2 separate regions of the Homo sapiens genome follow, and region 2 is linked to region 1. Evidence: read pairs that join two places in POLR2A ChIA-PET (ENCODE). Cell type or tissue: OCI-LY7. All regions are shown on one strand. Each heading gives the region's core, and the rest is flanking DNA. Links, peaks and the distances in the headings are about the cores only. Region 1 has its middle 2.6 kb from the start of LINC00957. Region 2 has its middle 4.0 kb from the start of POLD2.

Region 1 (2,912 bases), core at 248-2,747:
GGACCCTGACACAAAAGGGAACTCCTAGAGGGAAGGGCACAGAGGGACAGGTCTGTGACTTCCTCCCCACAGGCCAGGACGGTCAAGCCTGGAAGAAACCAACCCCCCTCCAGCTGCAGGCTTCCTACTTGTCCCACATGTCCCTGCCCTAGATACACATCTGGGTCACCCTCCTACAAGGTCCCTGCTCGAATGCCACCCATCAGAGGTCCTCCCTGACCACTCTTTAATTAATTTACTAATTAATTAATTTATTTATTTTGAGATGGAGTCTTGCTCTGTCACCAGGCTGGAGTGCAGTGGCTCGATCTCAGCTCACTGCAACCTCCACCTCTCAGGTTCAAGTGATTCTCCTGCCTCAGCCCCCCAAGTAGCTGGGACTACAGGCACACGCCACCACGCCCAGCTAATTTTTGTATTCTCCCTGACCACTCTTAATAGGACAGACCGCTCCCTGCTATACCCCACTCTCTTCCCTCCCTTGCTCCCTTAGTCCCTTCTGGTTCCCTTCAAGTCACTATCACAATTTGCTTTTTTTTTTTTTTTTAAGAGACAGGGTCTCACTCTGTAGCCCAGGCTGGAGTGCAGTGGTGTGATCATAGTTCACTGCAGCCTCCAACTCCTGGGTTCAGGCTATCTTCCTGCCTCAGCCTCCCAAGTAGCTGGAATCACAGGTGCATGCCATCATGGCTGGCTACTTTTTTTTTTGTAGAGATGGGGTCTTGCTACATTGGCCAGGCTGTTCTCAAACTCCTGGCCTCCAGTGATCCTCCCACCTCAGCCTCCCAAAGTACTGGGACTACAGGCATGAGCCGACATTTGAAACATGTATTTATTGGCCCATCTTCTCCCTGGGATATCAGCTCCATGAGGGCAGGACTCTGCCTCATCTGTCACTGTATCCCCTCACCTAGAATCATGCCTGGAACCTAGGAGGTGCTCAGTAAGTATTTTTTAAATAAATGAATGAATGAGTTAATGAAGGAACAGATGAGAAGGTTACTTGAGAACATGCACCCAGAGCCACACAGAGCATAATGTTTGATTATTAGGCATTGATACAGACACAGAACCACACAGGTGCCAGCTCAGACTTTCTTTTTTAGAGAAAGGGTCTTGCTCTGTTGCCCCGGCTAGAATGCTGGGATTATCCGCGTGAACCAGCGTGCCTGGCCCCCATCTCAGTTATCTGGAAATAGTTTCCAACAAACGGGTGCAACGTGCAAATTTCACATCACGGGGATGCACCTGTCTGTGCACTGGCCCACACACAGACCTACACATGGATGCCCAGGGAAAGACATGGGCCATGGCCTCCTGGGGGCTCAGGCCCCTGGACAACACACACACACCTGTCCCTGACACCTCCCAGATTAGACACACCCTGCGGTGCCTGATGTAGCTGGTAGCGGGGCGAGAGGCTCAATCAACTCTTTTCTCATCCAGTCCACTCAGGCCCCTCCCACAGCACCCAGGCCACTCCCACAGAGCTCAGGCCACTCCCATAGCACCCAGGCCATTCCCACAGCACCCAGGGCATTCCCATAGCATCCAGGGCACTCCCACAGCACCCAGGCCACTCCCATAGAGCTCAGGCCACTCCCACAGGGCTCATGCCACTCCCACAGTACCCAGGCCACTCCCACAGCACCCAAGCCACTCCCACAGTGTTCAGGCCACTCCCACAGCACCCGCTCCCCTCCCCGCACCTTGCACTGCAGGTAGGCAGTCTGGGGCCTGCCGGCGTCGTCCGTGTAGATGACCTGCATGACGTGCGAGCTGCCAAAGTTCTTTTCCTCAACCTTTTCTGCTGCCCGGATGTTGGCTAACTTGATGAGGGCGCTTTTCTGGGGCAGTCAGGGAGGAGGAGGCTCAGGGACCTAGCCAGGGGCATTCCATTCCCCATCTCTGGGCCTCAGTCTCCCCTTCTGCAGCACCAGGGGTAGGCGTGGGAGACCCAGAGTGACCTCAGCCAGGGCAGAGCACAGACTGATGGTGACCAAGTGCCCAGCAACTGGGAGAGGAGGACCTGGCCTCTCTGGGGGGCACTCCCAGAAGGCCTCGGAGGTGTGAGCTTTGGGGTAGTGTCTGGACAGCCAGCATTCCCTGGGCTACAAAGTCAATCCAGCCGTGGCCAAGGCTTTGTGACTTTGCATTTATTAATTTTCCAACTTGCTTTTGTAGTCCCAAGCTCTAACAGTCATATCCTGACCGGGCGCAGTGGCTCACACATGTAATCCCAGCATTTTGGGAGGCCGAGGAAGGCGGATCACCTGAGGTTGGGAGTTCGAGACCAGCCTGACAAACATGGAGAAACTCCGTGTCTACTAAAAATACAAAATTAGCCGGGCATGGTGGTGCATGCCTGTAATCCCAGCTACTTGGGAGGCTGAGGCAGGAGAATCGCTTGAACCCGGGAGGCGGAGGTTGCGGTGAGCCAAGATCGCACCATTGCACTCTGGCCGGGGCAACAAAAGTGAAACTCCATCTCAAAAAAAAAAAAAAAAATGGGACCAGAATTAAATAATGCCCATGTAGTCAAATCTTTCAACCCTGGCAAGGAAGATGTATAATAATCATCTGAGTGCTTTGGGAGGCTGGGGCAGGAGGATTGCCTGAGGCCAGGAGTTTGAGAACAGCCTGGGCAGCATAGCAAGACCCCATCTCTGCAAAAAAAAAATGTTAAAGAAAATTAGCTGGGCTTGGTGGCACGTGCCTGTAGTCCCAGCTACTCAGGAGGCTGAGGCAGGAAGATTGCTTGAGCCCAGGAGTTTGAGGCTGCAGTCAGCTATGATCGCACCACTGCACTACAGTCTGGGTGACAGAGCAAGACCCTGTCTCAAAAAATAATTATCATCATCTGAGGGGTCTTTGGTCGGAAGGGGCGGGCCCCTCATCTGGTGGGACCCCTG
Region 2 (2,912 bases), core at 227-2,726, 91 kb after region 1:
GAGATGGGGTTCCACCATATTAGCCAGGCTGGTCTCCAACTCCTCAGGTGATCCGCCCATCTCAGCCTCCCAAAGTGCTGAGATTACAGGTGTGAGCCACTATGCCTGGCCTCTTTATTCAGCTTTGAGTCACTGTCTAGTATCCTTTCATTTCATCCTGAAAGGCTTTCTTTGGCTTTCTTTGCAGGGCAGATCTAGTGATAATGAACTCCCTCAGCTTGTGTTTATCTGGGAATGTCTTCATTTTCCCTTATTTTAAAATAATGGTTAAGTGAGATACAGATACAGGATTCTCAGCTGACAGATTTATTTTTTTCTTTTAGCACTTTGAATATATCAATCTACTGCCTTTTGGCCTCTGAGGTTTCTGATGAGATAGCTGATGATCTTTTTTTTCTTTTTCTTTTTCTTTTTTTTTTGAAACAAGGTCACACTCTGTCACCCAGGCTGGAGTGCAGTGGTGGCACGATCTTGGCTTGGTGCACCCTCCGCCTCCCAGGTTCAAGTGATTCTCCTGCTTCAGCCTCCCGAGTAGCTGGGATTACAGGCATGCACCACCATGCCTCACCAATCTTTGTATTTTTAATGGAGATGGGTTTTTGCCATGTTGGCCAGGCTGGTCTCAAACTCCTGACCTCAAGTGATCCACCTGCCTCGGCCTCCCAAAGTGCTAAGATTACAGGTGTGAGCCACCGTGCCCAGCCAAGATATCTGATAATCTTTTTGAAGATCCCTTGTATGTGATGAGTCACTTCTCTCTTGCAGCTTTTGATATTGTCTCCTTGTCTTTGGCTTTCAGCAGTTTGATTATGATGAATCTCAGTATGAGTATCTTTGAGTTTTTCCTACTTGGAGTTTGTCGAGATTTTTGAATGTTCATATTCATGTCATTCATCAAATTTGAGACATTTTCAGCCATTATTTCTCCTAATAATCTCTCTGGTCCTTCACTCTCTTTTCTTTCTGGAATTTCCACAATGGGTATTAGTCTGCTTGATGGTGTCCCGCAGGTCTCTTAGGCTCTGTTTATTTTTCTTCCATCTTTTTCCTTTCTGTTCCTCAAATTTGATAATTTCCCTGTCCAGTCTTCAAATTGCTGATTTTTTAAATAAATTTTATAATTTTTAAATTTTATATAAGTTTTTTTAAAGATAGGGTTTTTCTATGTTGCCCAGGCTGGTTTCAAACTCCTGGGCTCAAGCAATCCTCCTGCCTCAGCCTTCCAAAGTGCTGGATTATGAGCATGAGCCACTGCACCTGGCCAAGTTTGCTTACATCTGCCTTTGAAGCCCTCTAGGGAATTTATTGTATTCTTCAGCTTCATAATTTTTTGCTACCAAGAAAAAAAACTCCAAAAAGTTTTCTATCACTTTATTGGAATTTCCATTTGTTCCATCACTTTCTTGACTTTGTTCACATTTTCCTTTAGCTCTTCAAGCATCTTTAAGACAGTTGTTTTAAAGTATTTGTCTAGTAAGTCAGCCATCTGGTTTTCCTCTGGTATGGCTTCTGCTTATTTATTCTTTTCCTTTGAGTGGGTCTTAGTCTCCTATTTCTTTGTATGCCTTGTGATTTTTTTTTTGTTGTTGTTGTTGTTGTTGAAAACTGGACATTTGCATCTCATGATGTGGAAACTCTGGAAATCAGGTGCTTCCTCTTTCCCCAAGTTTGCTGGGTTTTTCATTTGTTTGTTTTTATTTTTTATTTTTAGAGCTAGTGTCTTGCTCTGTTGCTCAGGCTGGAGTGATGTGTTGAGTTTATTTTTGATTATGAGAAATGTAGCTCAGGACACCCGTGGGTATAAGACCAAGGTGGTGGCCATCCTCACATTGCAGGAAGGTGTACATTATTCAAGACAGGCTTGAAATGACACGTGGGCCCTGAATTTGGACTAACCCAGCTGCAGTTCAGTAGTGGGTGAAGGGCAGGTGTATCATTTGGTTGTGACAAATGTAAATGAAAGGCAGTTGATCTATTAGATATTGGGGATGCACAGAAATGGTGGGAGTTTGGAGGATCAGGTTTTGGGGCAGATGGGAAGTATGGTTGCTCTGGAGGGCCAAGAAACTGGAAGAACAGCAATCACCTTCTATCTGGGATTCTCTGATCTGCATACCAGTCCTAGGCTGGACCGTCCCCAGTGTTCCCACTGCTCTTGGATGATGCTCTCATGAAACAGAATCTGGGAGAGGTGGCCCAGCTGGCCAGACTTAGCTTGGGAGCCTGCTGCCTGTTATGTTGCTGAGAGTCTAGGTTCCTACACCCTGTAGGGTTGGTTACAGGAACTACCCTCCCACCAAACCCATACATAGTCCAAGAAAAGCAGTTCCCCATAGGAATCAGTGCTATTGAGAAGGGGACAGATACTGGGCTGGTAACTGATCCCTATTCACTTTCAGGCACCATCCACATAGGATGGAAGCAGACAGCTGCAGTTCCCAGAGGCCAGGCCAGGGCAGAAGCCAGAGTCTATGTACAGCCGCCTGGAGGTGGCACCGATGAGGGCAAGGTGGGCTGACTCAGAGGCTGGGACCCTGGCAGGTGCCAGGTCGACCCAAGCCAGGCAAAAACAAGGGTCTACTCTCTAGAGCCTGGGTTGAGGTGGGTGTGGGTCTTGATTGCAAGCCACAGAAACTAACTGGATACAACTCAAGCATAAAGTAGGTTTCATTACAAGGATACATCTCTGTGGGACCCAAGGACAGGAAGGTGGCCCCTTTCCTGTCTTTCCTTTGGCCTCAGGGAGGAAGCAGAGAGTTCAAGGGGGGTCCTGGGAGAAGCATGGTGGAGGTGTTGCTGACAGCAAAGGGAGCAGTGGGTTAGATAATATTCTATTTTGGAGCTGTGTGGCTCTTTGTGTCAGTGGCACATCCTAGGGGACATTCCACAGCTGGGAGGGGTGGGGCTGAAGT

What was found. ChIA-PET counts read pairs that join two places held together with the same protein. Peaks named below come from ENCODE experiments on the same cell type or tissue, not always from the same donor. Only the 100,000 strongest peaks of a DNase experiment are listed, where the experiment ranks them.
Region 2: POLR2A ChIA-PET joins it to region 1 with 5 read pairs; 9 of 35 experiments call an interaction of 5 or more read pairs at or near these places.

The regions. Positions count from the first base shown.
Region 1 is chr7:44,034,963-44,037,874 of GRCh38, forward strand. It overlaps the pseudogene RASA4CP. Among named protein-coding and RNA genes, the nearest start is that of LINC00957, 2.6 kb to the right of the region's middle. RefSeq lists an enhancer at 1,422-1,921. In OCI-LY7, for the core only: no CTCF peak of the experiment used is centred there; a DNase peak (open chromatin) is centred at 1,631.
Region 2 is chr7:44,126,074-44,128,985 of GRCh38, forward strand. No RefSeq gene overlaps it. Among named protein-coding and RNA genes, the nearest start is that of POLD2, 4.0 kb to the left of the region's middle. In OCI-LY7, for the core only: a CTCF peak has its summit at 2,478 (motif pointing right); DNase peaks (open chromatin) are centred at 1,278 and 1,868; H3K4me3 peaks cover 836 bases; H3K27ac peaks cover 1,285 bases.